2 separate regions of the Homo sapiens genome follow, and region 1 is linked to region 2. Evidence: read pairs that join two places in POLR2A ChIA-PET (ENCODE). Cell type or tissue: K562. All regions are shown on one strand.

What was found. Peaks named below come from ENCODE experiments on the same cell type or tissue, not always from the same donor. Only the 100,000 strongest peaks of a DNase experiment are listed, where the experiment ranks them.
Region 1: POLR2A ChIA-PET joins it to region 2 with 15 read pairs; 22 of 35 experiments call an interaction of 5 or more read pairs at or near these places.

The regions. Positions count from the first base shown.
Region 1 is chr1:28,243,395-28,251,394 of GRCh38, forward strand. No RefSeq gene overlaps it. Among named protein-coding and RNA genes, the nearest start is that of ATP5IF1, 11 kb to the left of the region's middle. RefSeq lists enhancers at 2,290-2,789, 3,598-3,767, 5,009-5,208, 6,847-7,720. In K562, a CTCF peak has its summit at 5,264 (motif pointing right); DNase peaks (open chromatin) are centred at 3,917, 5,237, 5,729, 6,177 and 1 weaker place; H3K4me3 peaks cover 1,334 bases.
Region 2 is chr1:28,644,609-28,652,608 of GRCh38, forward strand. TAF12-DT (TAF12 divergent transcript) reads left to right here. Exons shown (of 2, transcript NR_146730.1): 2 at 3,585-4,193. It overlaps RNU11 (RNA, U11 small nuclear), which reads left to right and starts at 3,992; the gene lies at 3,992-4,126. It also overlaps a transcript of TAF12 not described here. RefSeq lists a silencer at 9-303 and an enhancer at 511-1,010. In K562, a CTCF peak has its summit at 4,218; DNase peaks (open chromatin) are centred at 93, 3,733, 4,143 and 4,333; H3K4me3 peaks cover 1,429 bases.

The DNA.
Region 1 (8,000 bases), 400 kb before region 2:
CAGGTGTGAGCCACCACGCCCAGCTCAAAATCTTTAAATTTTTCTTCTTTTTTTTTTTGAGAGGAGTTTCAGTCTTGTTGCCTAAGCGGGAGTGCAATGGCACAATCTCGGCTCACCGCAACCTCACCTTCCAGGTTCAAGTGATTATCCTGCCTCAGCCTCCCAAGTAGCTGGAATTACACCAACACGCCCAGCTAATTTTGTATTTTTAGTGAAGATGGGGTTTCTTCATGTTGGTCAGGCTGTTCTTGAACTCCCGACCTCAAGTGATCCACCCGCCTCGGCCTCCCAAAGTGCTGGGATTACAGGCGTAAGCCACCGTGCCTGGCCTAAAAAAAAAAAATTTTTTTAAGTAGCTGGATTTGATGGCATTCAGATGTAGTCCCAGTTACTCCAGAGGCTGAGGCAGGAGTATCACCTGAGCCCAGAAGTTTGAGGTTACAGTGAACTATGATTGCACAACTGCACACCAGCCTGGGCAACAAAGCAAGAACCTGTCTAAAATAAGAAATAAAAGAACAACAAAGTGACCAGTATAGCTGGAGCAGAGTGAGCAAGCAGGAAAGACACAGGAAATAAGGGGCAAGAGCTGTATGTGAAGTTGCACACACCCTGTAGCAGCAAAATTTCTACTTCTGGACACTCCATTCCATTTGGTTTGATCCAATTGGCTGACTTTGGCCTGGTCTTATCAAGAAAAATAAATGCCTCAAGTTAATGAGTGAACAAGCAAATGTGTTAGTTAGAAAAGGCTGGATAATGACATAAGAAATGCTAGTTGTTAAGTCTCATTCTGCCTGCCTTACACTTTTACCTTGAGGAAGTGTGTGTGTGAGCAAGGGTGAGCAAGAGTGGAAGGAAACAAAGATGAAAGGGGGAAAGCACAAGACTATCAAGGAGCTTTTTTTTTTTTCCTTTTTTTTTTTTGAGACAGAGTCTCACCCTGTCACCCAGGCTGGAGTGCAGTGGCACAATCTCAGCTCACTTCCACCTCCGCCTCCCAGATTCAAGCAATTCTCCTGCCTCAGCCTCCAGAATAGCTGGGACTACAGGCATCTGCCACCACCCCAGCTAATTTTTTTGTATTTTTAGTAGAGACGGGGTTTCACCATGTTGGCCAGGCTGGTCTCGAACCTGGACCTCAAGTGGTCCACCCATCTCGGCCTCCCAAAGTGGTGGGATTACAACTGTGAGCCACCGCACCCAGCCAATCATGAAGCTTTGAATACCATGTTAAGGAATCATGACCCTGTCCAACAGTTTTGAACTCAAGTTGCTACAGGGGCCAGGCAGGTAATGTAAATCATCAAGTCTTCCATTCGTTACTGTTACGGGAAGTGAGAAACCAAGTCTGGTTTGTGGGACCCTCGAATGCAGTCTCAGTGTTACCAGAACTTCCTGTTTTCCAAGGGAAATCATAAATTGGAGATTTTAAAATCTTAGTAAATTCTTCAAACCCAGAAGACTGAATAATATATATTAAGTAAACCAAATTCTGACCCATCGCATGTCCAAGTACAACCAGGACAATGCAAGACAGAAAGAGTTTTGTGCCCGGAAGTGTCTGGGTCAGAGTATTTTTGGATGTCTTTGCTTATCTGAGCTATTTATATTTGCCTCTCTTGTCACCTGTCTGATCCTGGCAGCCAGATTTTGGCCATTACTCAGCTCTGTTCTCACACACACCGACACCCCCACAAGGATAGCACAGGCCCATCTTAGGCATCAATAATGTTCACAGAAACAAACTTTCAAGAGTTTCGGCCAGGCGTGGTGGCTCACGCCTGTAATTCCAGCACTTTGGGAGGCCGAGGCAGGCAGATCACGAGGTCAGGAGATGAAGACCATCCTGGCTAACACGGTGAAACCCTGTCACTACTAAAAATACAAAAAATTAGCCGGGCGTAGTGGCACGTGCCTGTAGTCCCAGCTACTCGAGAGGCTGAGGCAGGAGAATCACTTGAACCTGGGAGGTGGAGGTTGTGGTGAGCCGAGATAGCCCCACTGCACTCCAGCCTGGGCGACAGAGGGAGACTCCATCTCAAAAAAAAAAAAAAAGTTTTACAATTAGCATTAAGAGTCTTTTGTTTTTTGGGTTTTTTGTTTTGTTTTGTTTTGTTTTGAGATGGAGTTTTGCTCTTATTGCCCAGGCTGGAGTGCAATGGCGCGATCTCGGCTCACCGCAACCTCTGCCTCCCGGGTTCAAGCGATTCTCCTGCCTCAGCCTCCCGAGTAGCTGGGATTACAGGCATGTGCCACCACGTCCGGCTAATTTTGTACTTTTAGTAGAGACGGGGTTTCCCCATGTTGGTCAGGCTGGTTTCAAACTCCTGACCTCAGGTGATCCGCCCACCTCAGCCTCCCAAAGTGCTGGGATTACAGGCATGAGCCACCGTGCCTGGCCCAAGAGTGTTAAAGTCTGGTGCAGTGGCCTGTAGTCCCAGCTACCCCAGAGGCTGAAGCAGGAGGATCATGTGAGCCCAGGAGTTTGAGACCAACCTGGGCAACACAGCAATACTCCCTCTCTTAAAAAAAAAAAAGCCTTAAATTTATTTGTTCATAGTCTTCAACTCACGAATTTTTCTAGGAATTTAATTAATCAGGAATATAATTATTTAAGAGTTTTATCTCATCTTGAAATATGTGAAAAATTGGGAAGAAAACCCTAAATGTTCTCAATAAGGATTAATAAATTATAGCATACATGAATAGTCTGCAACCATTAACAATTATATTTAAGGAATATTTAATATTACAAAAATTATGAAATGTGCTAAGTGGAAAAAGCAGGCTATATAGCTATACATTATTAATACGGTATATAAACTTATATGCTATAAAAATAACCAACATGTTGGTTTCTCTTTGTAGTGCAATTGGGATTTGAGGGAGTTCTCCCTTCTCTGTTTAAAAGGATCTCTTTAAAAAACAACAAATGTAATACAACTTAGCACATAGATAGATATTAAATAAGTGTATTATATAAAGAATCTTAAAACTTCTCCCTTCTCCGTCCACCCCAGAGCTAACCAATGGTAACAGGTGCAAACTACACATCTTTCCAGATCTTTGTTTCCTCTGTGTAACTATGTATACAACTATGAGACTGTTCTATATGTATCATTGCGCAACCTCGGTTTTTGCTTCGTTCTGTTTTAACCTAACAGGAAATCCTGCATACCTTTCCATTTCAGAGCACTTGGAGCTACCTTCTGTTTCTTTGCTGTAGAAGCCGTTGTGTGAACAAATCCGTTTATTTCTCTCATCAGTCTCCTTTGATAGACATTTGGGTCACGTCCGGTTTTACGCTTTTACAATACATCAGTGAACAGCAGTAATACGAGCTCAAGACAGAAGGCCTGAAAAACATTGAAAAACACAGAGACGGAAAAAAAAAAACCACAGAGGGGGAAATATAATTTCGGGTTATTTCAGTTTCACCTTTACACTTTGTTATATTCCACATTTTTTGCAATAAATATAAATTTGGAAGTAAAAGCATAAAACGAAAATCAAACGATTGATTGATTGATTGATTGACTGAGACGGAGTATCACTCTCGTCGTCCAGGCTGGAGTGTAGTGGCGCGTTCTCGGCTCACTGCAACCTCCGTCTCCCGGATTCAAGCGATTCTCCTGCCTCAGCCTCCCGAGTAGCTGGGATTACAGGCGCCCGCCACCACGCCCGGCAAATTTCCAAACGTATATTTAAAAGAAGAAAAGGAAAAGAGGGGAAAAAAAGAAAGAAAGAAAGAAAGAAAGAAATTAGAAGCAGATGGGGCAGTTCAGCCTCTTCTCGCGGAGCGGGGCTAGACGGAGTCAGGGGCGGACCGCCACAGCCTGCACCAATCAGGACCCGGTTGATAGGCAGAGCCTGGCGACTTCGAAGACTCGCCCCCAGTCAAAGAGCCCCGGGGATTCGTTTCCGTACGCAGCCTGGAAACCAGCCTGGGCCTATCCTGCGCGCCGCTGCGGGCTACTATTGGCTGCCAAGAAACCCCGCCCATCTTCCTGCTCATTGGCCGGTGCGGTTTACGTAAGAGGAGCCTGTTGCTGAGCGAAAAGTCTGTTCTGCAATTTTCGCTAAGGAGTTGTTAACGCTGAAACCGCACTGGGCGTCCTGGGGTCAAAAAAACAATACTAGCCACAGTTTATTAAACTGCAACTAAATGCCAGGCTATGTGCGCCAAACTTTTAATATTAATGGTTGTAGGCACCTTTCTTGAACACCCACCACTATCAGCCAGTCACTGAGCCAGATCCTTCAAAATAACAGTAAAAATATAGATAATCTACAGTTTATTGAGCACTTCATCTGCATCAAGCCTTGTTAAGGGGTTTCCATGCATAAGCTCTCATTCTCACAATAGAACGGTGGAGGTAAACTATTGCCCCATTTAACATTTAACATGCAGTCCTGTAGACCCAGCTACTCGGAAGGCTGAGGTGAGAGGACCCAGGAGCTCCAAACTTAAGTGAGCTATGATCGCGCCACTGCACTCCAGCCTGGGCAACAGAACGAGACCTGTCTCAGAAAAACAAAAACGTAATAAAAGAAAAACAAAAACAAAAAAACAGGAAACGGGTTCAGAGAAGTGAAGTGTTTTGCTGAGGTTCACAAAGAAAGGGTTGGAACTGGAACCTTCAACTCCGATATCCTGATTCCAAGTGTGGCCTTTTTAGGGAGGGGGTCGGGGTACAGAATTCCGCTGGGGATAGGGAAAGGTAGGACAGGATGGTGGGAGGCCAGAGGCGTTGCTCCAGGGACAAGCCTCAGGGTGGTTCTCTGAGAATAGGATGTATAGAGCCTCTAGGAGTGGAGGGTTGGGGAAGGAAGGGAGACCAGAGGAAAGGGAGAAGTTGTTCTTTCTGAAAATGTGAGGCTTCTCTCCTGGGGCAGCCTATTAAGGTGTAGGTAGCCCTGGACCTCGAGATTCTAGTCTCCACTCTGTGGCCAACTTCCTAGGGAACCTTGGGCAAATTCCTCTCTCTCGACCTGAGGCTTCCTGCCTTGTAAGAGAGGTAGTAAGCCAAAACAATGGAAAGTGCATTCGGGCTGTGAAGTATTTTAGGACTCTGGTCCTTGCTGGCAGCAGGGGGAATCTTCAGCAACCACAGACCTTTACTTAGCTGTTGCCTGGCCTCTTTTCAAGACCTTCAGGCGGTGACATGGACCCTAACAATCCTATAAACTCAAAACGGTTTGGGCCAGCCCTTTCCTACTCCATTCTGACTTAGCTATAGCAGGATCTGGCCTGCAGGGGGCGTTGAGGAACCACTCAGCCGACAAAACTAAACTAAATCAACCAAGCAATTTGCCCAAAAGCACCCAGTGCGTTAGTTTTTGCATTTAAGAAGGGTAAACGTTTCCAAACCTGAAGATTTCTGTCCTCAGTATGCAATCGAGAAGACGAATTATATACACTGCCAGTTCTTTATGGCACCAGTTCTCTCCATAATGACTCTGCAAGTTTAGAGCTAATTTCTATTTCTTTGTTTTACAGATAGGGAAACAGATTCAAAGAGCTGGAAAAAAAAAATTCAGTTTGGGTTACTTGGCTAAAAGCTGGCACCCGAATTGCCTGACTCCTGGGAAGTGCTCTTAGGAGATAGTTGGCTTTGTTTCTGGGAGTCTGTGGTTGTACTGCCTGCTAATGCACAACTCCAAAGGACAATTTTGGTTGTGTAGCTTGACAGCTCGGCACCTGTCAGCTCTGTGCAGGAAGGACCTCCCTCCCCACCTAGCACAATGCCTGCTTCATGAGTAATTGAATTAATGTGTGACTAAGCCTTGAAGGATGGGTCTTCTTTGGCTTTATCAAACCAATTGGAGTGGAACTTCTTTCCTGAAAGTTCCCCCTGGGCAGGAATTGTATCTGAGATTAGTGGGTGGGGAGGGGGGAAACAATAAGAAGAGCTCAGAAAATGACATCTGGGGTGATAAATCACAGCCCCCCGAATGGTCCCATTACAAGGTCATTATAGTAAAGTGATCTCAGAATTTGAGACTAGAAAACTAATTCAGGAAGAATGAATACAGAACAGATGACAATCATATTAGGGTCATAATCTGAAATGGATCTAAGGCTGAAGACATCTCAAAAACATTTCAAATCCAGTCTAGGTAGGTGTATCTTTGGGACTGGAAGGTGATTGAGGAATATAAATAGCTGGCCAATCAGTGGCCTCAACATAGCTGATGCAAGAGTTGAGAGTGTGGCAACAGAAGAAGGAGATCTTTACCCAACCAAAAATACAAGGCAGTGGGGAGGGGAGGAATGTGCCCAGCCAGTGGCACCCTGCCATGCCCTGCTAGGCTGCTAGCTTCACCACTGGATTTCCCAGAGCCAGGCACAGTGCCTGGTACACACAAGATGGTAAATAAATATTTATTGAATGAAAAAAGGAAGGAAGGAACTGGAGCCCTGACCAGCAGATAGTTGCTGAGTAGAGCAGTTCAATAATTCGTCCTTTCACTTGCTCAGATTCCAGCTGCCTTAGCCACCTTCAGATGATAAATTTGCCTTTCAGTAAAGGCTCTCCTACAAAGAGGAATGCCCTGGCCTCTCAATTACAGGTCGCTTGACAGTTATGTTTCTCACTTCCAATTAATATATCTGCTTTAAGCATCAGTTCCTTTTGCCAGCCGGCTTCTTACATATTCATGTGTTTGTCTCATCAATGGAGTGGTGGAGTTTCTGCATAGGAGTCATTCCTGCCTGGGTTGGAATCCTTACTCAGCATATTACTAACCTATCTGACCTTGGTCCAGACGTGTTACCTCTTGAGTCTCAGTTTTCTCATCAGTCAAATGGAGACACAATAGCCTGTTTCACAACGTTGTGGTGAGAGTTACCTGAGACAGTGATGTATCCTGAATTCTTGCTGGAGCTCAGTAACTCTTAATGTCTGTGCTTCTTCCTGGCTTTTCTTTTTTGGAGACCAGGTCACAAAAGATAATATCAAGGCTGGGCGTGGTGGCTCACACCTGTAATCCCAGCACTTTGGGAGGCCGAGATGGGCAGATTGCTTGAGCTCAGGAGTTCAATAACAGCCTGGGCAACGTGGTGAACCGCCCCACCCCCCACCCCCCACCTCGTCTCTACAAAAAATACAAAAATTAGCCAGGTGTGGTGGTGTGCACCTATAGTCCCAGCTGCTTGGGAGGCTGAGGTGGGAGAATCACCTGAGCCTGGGAGGTTGAGGCTGCAGTAAACAGTGATTGTGCTACTGTACTCCAGCCTGGGAGACAGACTGAGACCCTGTGTTAAAAAAAAAAAAAAAAAAAGGCCGGCGCGGTGGCTCACACCTGTAATCCCAGCACTTTGGGAGGCTGAGGCGAGTGGATTACCTGAGGTCAGGAGTTCAAGACCAGCCTGGCCAACATGGTGAAACCCCGTCTCCACTAAAAATACAAAAATCAGCTGGGCGTGGTGGCATGTGCCTGTAGTCCCAGCTACTCAGGAGGCTGAGATAGGAGAATTGCTTGAATCCAGGAAGCAGTGGTTACAGTGAGCCAAGATTGCGCCACTGCACTCCAGCCTGGGCGACAGAGCAAGACTCTGTCTCAAAAAAAAAAAAAAAAGAATTTTGGGTCAGGTTCAGTGGCTCACACCTGTAATCCCAGCACTTTAGGAAGTTGAGACTGGGAATTTGAGACCAGCCTGGTTAACATACTGAGACCCGTCTCTGCAAAAAATAAAAAGAAATTGGCCGGACAGCATAGTGCACACCTGTAGTCCTAGCTACTTGGGAGGATAGTTTGAGCCCAAGAGTTTGAGGTTACAGTCAGCTATAATCACATCACTGCACTCCAGCCTGGGTGACAGAGTGAGTAGAGGGAGACTGTCTCAAAAAAGAAAAAAAAAATTCTAAGAATTTTTTGCTTTTTCTTCTCACAAAGTTACTATGTAAATGAAGCTTTGGGAATGATTTAGTGACTGCCTTAAAGATTCTAAGGAGTTATTCAACAGAGGAGAGTAACTCATACACATTCATTCA
Region 2 (8,000 bases):
GGGAAACAGACCATTAGCAACTGCACAAAAGGGTGATAGAAGAGAATACTGGAATAAGCCAGACTTATCTAGCTGGCTGATGGCCTGAGCCATGGTCTTCAGTAAGGAAAACACTTACTCAAGGACCAAGATGGCCAAGGTGGCTGGAGCTTTGGTAACCGGGAAAGACAATGAGTTTGGAGAGGTAGGCAGGGGTTTGTTATAGTCTGGACCTTTTAGCCTAGACTATGATGGGGACTTGAGATTATATTCAGTATGCAATGGGAAGGTGTTGGAAGAACGGTGAAATTATGGCGATTGTTAAATGATACAGGGTCTCACTCTGTCACCAGGGCTAGAGTGCAGTGGCACAATCATAGTTCACTACAGCCTCAAACTCCTGTGTTCAAGCGATCCTCCTCCACCTCAGCTTCCCAAGTAGATGAATTTTCTTTTTTTTTTTTTTGAGACGGAGTCTCGCTGTTTCACCCAGGCCGGACTGCAGTGGAGCTATCTCGGCTCACTGCAAGTTCCGCCTCCCAGGTTCATGCCATTCTCCTGCCTCAGCCTCCCAAGTAGCTGGGACTACAGGCGCCCGCCACCGCGCCCGGCTAATTTTTTGTATTTTTAGTAGAGATGGGGTTTCACCATGTTAGCCAGGATGGTCTCGATCTCCTGACCTCGTGATCCGCCTGCCTTGGCCTCCCAAAATGCTGGGATTACAGGCAGGAGCCACTGCGCCCGGCCTCTTCTTTTTTTTTTTTTTCTTTAAGAGATAAGGACTGGACACCCTGGCTCACGCCTGTAATCCCAGCACTTTGGGAGGCTGAGGCAGGAGGATCACGAGGTCAGGAGATAGAGATCATCCTGGCCAAAATAGTGAAACCCTATCTCTACTAAAAATACAAAAATTAGCTGGGCGTGGTGGTGCACGCCTGTGACCCCAGCTACTCAGGAGGCTGCGGAAGGAGAATCGCTGGAACCCGGGAGGTGGAGGTTGCAGTGAGCGGAGATTGAGCCAGTGCACTCCAGCCTGCGTGACGGGAGCAAGACTCCATCTCAAACAAAACTACAACAACAACAAAAAAACAGATAAGGCCAGGCCAGGCACTGTGGCTCACGCCTGTAATCCCAGCATTTTGGGAGGCCGAGGCAGGTGGATCACTTGAGGTTAGGAGTTTGAGACCAGCCTGGCCAACAGGGTGAAACCTACTAAAAATATTTTAAAAATTAGCCGGGTGTAGTGGCGCGTGCCTGTAGTCCCAAGCTACTCAGGAGGCTGAGGCATGAGAATCGCTTAAACCTGGGTGGTAGAGGTTGAAGCGAGCCGAGATCGTGCCACTGCACTCCAACCTGGGCAACAGAGTGAGACTGTCTGGGAAAAAAAAAAAAAAGAGAGATAAGGTCAGATGTGGTGGCTTTACACCTGTAATCCCAACACTTTGGGAGGCGCAGCAGGAGGACTGCTTGAGCCCAGGAGTTTGACCGGCCTGGGCAAGATAGGGAGACACTGTCTCTAAAAAAAAAAAAAAAAAATTAGCCTCAGCATGGTGGTGTGTACCTGTAGTCCCAGCCACTCAGGAGACTGACAGGCAGGAGGATCTGCTTGAGCCTAGGAGTTCCAGGCTGCAGTGAGCTATGATTGCACCACTGCATTCCAGCCTGGACAACAGAGCAACACACTGTCTCAGGAAAAAAGACAGAGAGAGAGATAACACTGGTGGATGATAGGAAGAGCAATTGACAGCACCATCTCTGGGCTTCTCACAAGTTTATACAACACATCTGCTTCCTATTACAATGTAAGAGCTGTTTATTTATCTCCTTTCTCTTGTGACTTCTACTTTGTAAAGAGCAGGGAACTCCATGTATTATTAAAATATATTAAAGAAAGTAAAATACCTAACAGTCTATATTTTGTGTTGAAAACATTTTACTTTATTATTTATTTATTTTTTTTTGAGACGGAGTTCGCTCTTGTTGCCCAAGCTGGAGTGCAATGGCACAGTCTCGGCTCGCTGCAACCTCTGCCTCCCAGGTTCAAGTGATTCTCCTGCCTCAGCTCCCTAGTAGCTAGGATTACAGGCACCTGCCACCACACTCGGCCAATTTTTTTTTTTTTTTTTTTTGAGACAGAGTCTCACTCTGTCGCCCAGGCTGGAGTGCAGTGGTGCAATCTCGGCTCACCGCAAGCTCCACCTCCTGGGTTCACGCCATTCTCCTGCCTCAGCCTCCCGAGTAGCTGGGACTACAGGCACCCGCCACCACACCCGGCTAATTTTTTGTATTTTTAGTAGAGACGGGGTTTCACCGTGTTAGCCAGGATGGTCTCGATCTTCTGACCTAGTGATCTGCCCACCTCGGCCTCTCAAAGTGCTGGGATTACAGGCGTGAGCCACCGCACCCGGCCAATTTTTTGTATTTTTAATAGAGACAGGGTTTCACCATGTTGGCCAGGCTGGTCTCAAACTCCTGATCTTAGGTGATCCACCCACCTCAGCTTCCCAAAGTGCTGGGATTACAGGCATGAGCCACCATGCCTGGCCTGAAAACATTTATTTTTATATATATACGATGTGTACATACATAGAAAGCAGTCTGGCAAGATAAACACTAAACTGTTCACAGTTTGGAGGAAGCATTTTCACATTTTATAACATCTCTGTGCTGTTTCAATTTCTTTACAATTGTCACATATTGTTTTTTTTTTATTTTCTTGAGACAAGATCTTCATCTGTCACCTAGGCTGGAGTGCAGTGGCATGATTATGGCTCACTGTAGCCTTGACTTCCCTGGCTCAAGCAATCCTTCTGCCTCAGCCTTTGGGGTAGCTGGGACCACAGGCCCATGCCACGATGCCCAGTTAATATTTTATTTTGGGGTAGGGACGAGGTCTCTATATGTTGCCCATTGTGGTCTCAAACTCCTGGGCTCTCAAAGTGTTGGGATTACAGGCATGACCCACAGCACCCGTCCATCATTATCCATAAAAAAAATGGGAACAGGCCGGGCACGGTGGCTCACGCCTATAATCCCAGCACTCTGGGAGGCTGAGGCGGGCGGATCACAAAGTCAGGAGATCGAGACCATCCTGGCTAACATGGTGAAACCCCCGTCTCTACTAAAAATACAAAAAATTAGCCGGGCATGGTGGCAGGGGCCTGTAGTCCTAGCTACTTGGGAGGCTGAGGCAGGAGAATGGCGTGAACCCAGGAGGTGGAGCTTGCGGTGAGCCGATATCGCGCCACTGCACTGCAGCCTGGGCGACAGAGCGAGACTCCGTCTCAAAAAAAAAAAAATTGTGTTGATAAAGATCTACTTCAGTCATCTGAGGTACAGTATTTCATTTTTCACATTAATGCTATGCTGTACCTTATTCTACAACTCTTTTCACTCGATTTAAAAAAAAAAAATTCTAATACTCCTTCGAAGTGCAGCATATAGCATGCCACAATATGAACACACCATGACAATCAGCTTATGCGTGACCTTGTGACCTTGTGCTTCCACTGCACGCCTGCCTGGGCTGCTCCAAGGTGGTGGCTAGGGGTGGCACAAGTTACACATTTTCAATTTGGATAGGTTGTGATTCTTGTCTTCCCCAGTCAGATACCTACAGCCGCTGAGAGCCGGTATTCCAACGCCATGAGACGCCTTCTGTCGTGAGCAGTTGACAAGAAAGACCCAGCACTTACTGCAACCGGAAGGAGCGGTTCCTCCCTCGCTCGCGCAGCCGCTCTTCCCCGCCACTCCCTCGGTGCCCGCCAGCACATTCCCAGCAAGCCCTGAGTATATTTGCATATCAACTCACTACATTTTTTTCTTCTAACTAAAAAATCGAAAGGACAAATTCCAGATTCTCCTTGTGAAGTCTTCCTTTCAGTTCAGAAGAAATGGAATTCGCTCTTCAACTTCAGGAAGTTGAAATAAAGAGTTGCTTGGATTTTGTGTTCACCTTTACCAAAAAATGGATTTGGTAACACTGCCACCCTGCTTTGGTGACAGAGAAAGCAAAAAGGGCTTCTGTCGTGAGTGGCACACGTAGGGCAACTCGATTGCTCTGCGTGCGGAATCGACATCAAGAGATTTCGGAAGCATAATTTTTTGGTATTTGGGCAGCTGGTGATCGTTGGTCCCGGCGCCCTTTCTTTACTGTTATATGTTAGGCGAAATATTACGCGTTTGGAGTAAGTGGTGCTTTTTGTAACTGAAAAGAGATTCTGTGTGTGTTTTTTTTTTTTTTTAGAGGCTGCATAGTTATTTGTATGAACCGCAGGTGACCTAATTAGCAAGGTAATTCAGACCTGTATCCTAGCACTTAAGAAGTGGAAGTGGGATAACCCTGCGTGTTCTCGTGTGGGAGGCTAGCTTAAGCAACAAAGCAGGAAGGCCCCACCAACAAAAGAATTTAAAAATTATACGTGCGTGGTGGCGCGCGTATGAGGAAATTATTTGGCAACTGTGTTACAGTATAGCAGCAAATGGAATAGACCTAGTCCCTGACTTTAGGAGACCTGCCTCAGCCCCCCGAATGGCTGGGACTACAGGCGTGCGCCTCCGCGCCCAGCTAATTTTTGCATTTTTGGTAGAGACGGGTTCACCATGTTGGCCAGGATGGTCTCCATCTCTTCATCTGGTGATCCGCCCACCTCGGCCTCTAGGAGTGCTAGGATTACAGGCGTGGCCATCGCGCCCGGCCTGCAATGTTATTTTATGAAGCAGAGGAAATTGAAATTACCTTCACCAGGCCTTAGCAAACTTTTTCTATACCTTATACCATACACAAAAGATTAATTCAAGGCCGGGCGCAGTGGCTCACGCCTGTAATCCCAGCACTCCTAGAGGCCGAGGTGGGCGGATCACCTGAAGTCGGGATTTCAAGACCAGCCTGACCAACATGGAGAAACCCCTTCTCTAACTAAAAATACAAAATTAGCCAGGCGTGGTGGAGTATGCCTGTAATCCCAGTTACTCAGGAGGCTGAGGCAGGAGAATTGCTTGAACCCAGGAGGCGGAGGTTGCAGTGAGCCGAGACCGCACCATTGCACTCCAGCCTGGGCAACAAGAGCAAAACTCCGTCTCAAAAAAAAAAAAAAAAAAAAGATTAAAGACCTAAATGTAAGACCTTAAACTATAAAACTCTTAGAGAAAACACAGGGGAAAATGACATCGAATTTGTCAGTGATTTCTTGGATATAAACAATGGTTTACAAGCAACAAAAAATAAATTGGTCCTCATCAAATTTTAAAATGTTAACATTAATTTTAAAATTAAAATGAAAAACCCGGCCGCGTGCGGTGGCTCACGCCTGTAATCCCAGCACTTTGGGAGGCCGAGGTGGGCGGATCACCTGAGGTCAGGGGTTGGAGACCAGCCTAGCCAACATGGTGAAACCCCGTCGCTCCTAAAAATACAAAAATTAGCCAGGCCTGGTGTCAGGCGCTTGTAATCCCAGCTACTTGGGAGGCTGAGGCAGGAGAATTGCTTGCACCGGGAGGCGGTGTTGCTGTGAGCCGAGATCGTGCTACTGCACTCCAGCCTGGGCAACAGAGTGAGACTCTGTCTCAAAAAAAAAAAAAAAAAAATAGCCGGGCATGGTGGCTCCCAGCACTTTGGGAGGCTGAGGTGGGCAGATCATGAGGTCAGAAGGTCAGGACCAACCTGGACAATATGGTGAAACCCTGTCTCTACTAAAAATACAAAAAATTTAGCCGGGCATGGTGGTGCATGCCTGTAATCCCAGCTACTCGGGAGGCTGAGGCAGGAGAATCGCTTGCATCCAGGAGGCAGAGGTTGCAGTGAGCCGAGATAGCGTCATTGCACTCCAGCCTGGACAAGAGCGAAACTCCGTCTCAGAAAAAAAAAAAAAAGAAAGAAAGAAAACCCTTGTACATCAAAGGACACTATCAACAGAGTGGAAAGACAATCCACAGAATCAGAGAACATATTTGTAAATAATATATCTGATAAGGGATTAATATCCATAATACATAAGGAACTCATAACTCAACAACAACAACACAAACCCAGCCCAGTTCAATAATGGGCAAAAGGACCTGTATAGACATTTCTCCAAAGATGGCCAATAAGCACATGAAAAGATGCTCAGCATCACTAATCATTAGGAAAATGCAAGTCAAAACCATAATGAGATGGCACTTCACACCCATTAGGATAGCTATTATTAAAAAATATATATCGGGAGTCTCTCTGAGTCTACTCTGGCCCAAGAGGCTGCCAGACAATAATTCAAAATAACAATAATAATAATAATAATAAAGACCATTGCTATGGCTCACACCTGTAATCCCAGCACTATGGGAAGCCAAGGTGAGAGGATCCCTTGATGCCAGGAGTTCAAGACCTAAAGATATCTCTACAAATAATTTATAAAATTAGCTAGGTGTGGGCCAGTCATGGTGGCTCATGCCTATAATCCCAGCAGTTTGGGAGGCTGAGGTGAGTGGATCACTTGAGGTCAGGAGTTCAAGACCAGCTGGCTAACATGGTGAAACCCCATCTCTGCTAAAAATACAAAAATTAGCCAGGCATGGTGGCGGGCGCCTGTAATCCCAGCTACTCAGGAGGCTGAGGCAGGAGAATTGCTTGATCCCAGAAGGCAGAGGTTGCAGTGAGCTGAGATCGTGCCACTGCACTCCAGGGATACTCCGTCACATAAAAATAAAATAAAATAAAATAAAATAAAATAAAATAAAATAAAATAAAATAAAATAAATCAACACAGCCCGGGCACAGTGGCTCATGCCTGTAATCCCAGCACTTTGGGAGGCCAAGGCAGGCGAATCACTTGAGATCAGGAGTTTAAGACCAGCCTGGCCGACATGGTACCAAAATCTGTATTAGTCAGGGTTCTCTAGAGGGACAGAACTAATAGGACATATGTATATATGAAAGGGAGTTTATTTTTATTTTATTTAATTTTTTAAAACTTTTTTTGAGATGGAATCTTGCTCTGTTGCCCAGGCTGGAGTGCAGTGGAGCAATATCGGCTCACTGCAACCTCTACCTCCCATGTTCAAGCAATTCTCCTGCCTCAGCCTCCTGAGTAACTGGGATTACAGGCGCACCCCACCATACCTGGCTAAGTTTTGTATTTTTTTTTTAGTAGAGACAAGGTTTCACCATGGTGGTGAGGCTGGTCTGTAACTCCTGACCTTGTGATCTGCCTGCCTCGGCCTCCCAAAGTGCTGGGATTACAAGTGTGAGCCACCTCACCTGGCCAAAGAGAGTTTATTAAGGAGAATTGACTCACATGATCACAAAGTGAGGTCCCATGATAGACCATCTACAAATCGAGGAGCAAGGAAGCCAATAGTGGGCTGGGCATGGTGGCTCATGCCTACAATCCCAACACTTTTGGAGGCCAAGGCGGGCGGATCACCTGAGGTCAGGATTTCAAGACCAACCTGACCAATATGATGAAACACTGTCTCTACTAAAATAAACAAAAATTAGCGGGGCATGGTGGCATGCGCCTGTAATCCCAGCTACTCGGGAGGCTGAGGCAGGACAATTGCTTGAACCTGGGAGGCAGAGGTTGCAGTGAGCCGAGATAGTGCCACTACACTCCAGCCTGTGCAACAGGAGCGAAACTCAGTCTCAAAAAAAAGGCCCGGCGAGGTGGCCCACGCCTGTAATCCCAGCACTTTGGGAGGCCGAGGCAGGCGGATCACGAGATCAGGAGATTGAGACCATCCTGGCTAACACGGTGAAACCCCGTCTCTACTAAAAATACAAAAAATTAGCCCAGCGTGGTGGCAGGTGCCTGTAGTCCCAGCTACTCGGGAGGCTGAGGCAGGAGAATGGCGTGAACCTGGGAGGTGGAGTTTGCAGTGAGCTGAGATTGCGCCACTGCACTCCAGCCTGGGCAACAGAGCAAGATTCCGTCTCAAAAAAATAAAAAAAAAAAAAGGAAGCCAATAGTAGCTCAGTCTGAGTCCCAAAACCTCAAAACTAAGGAAGCCGACCGTGCAGCCTTCAGTCTGTGGCCAAAGGCCCA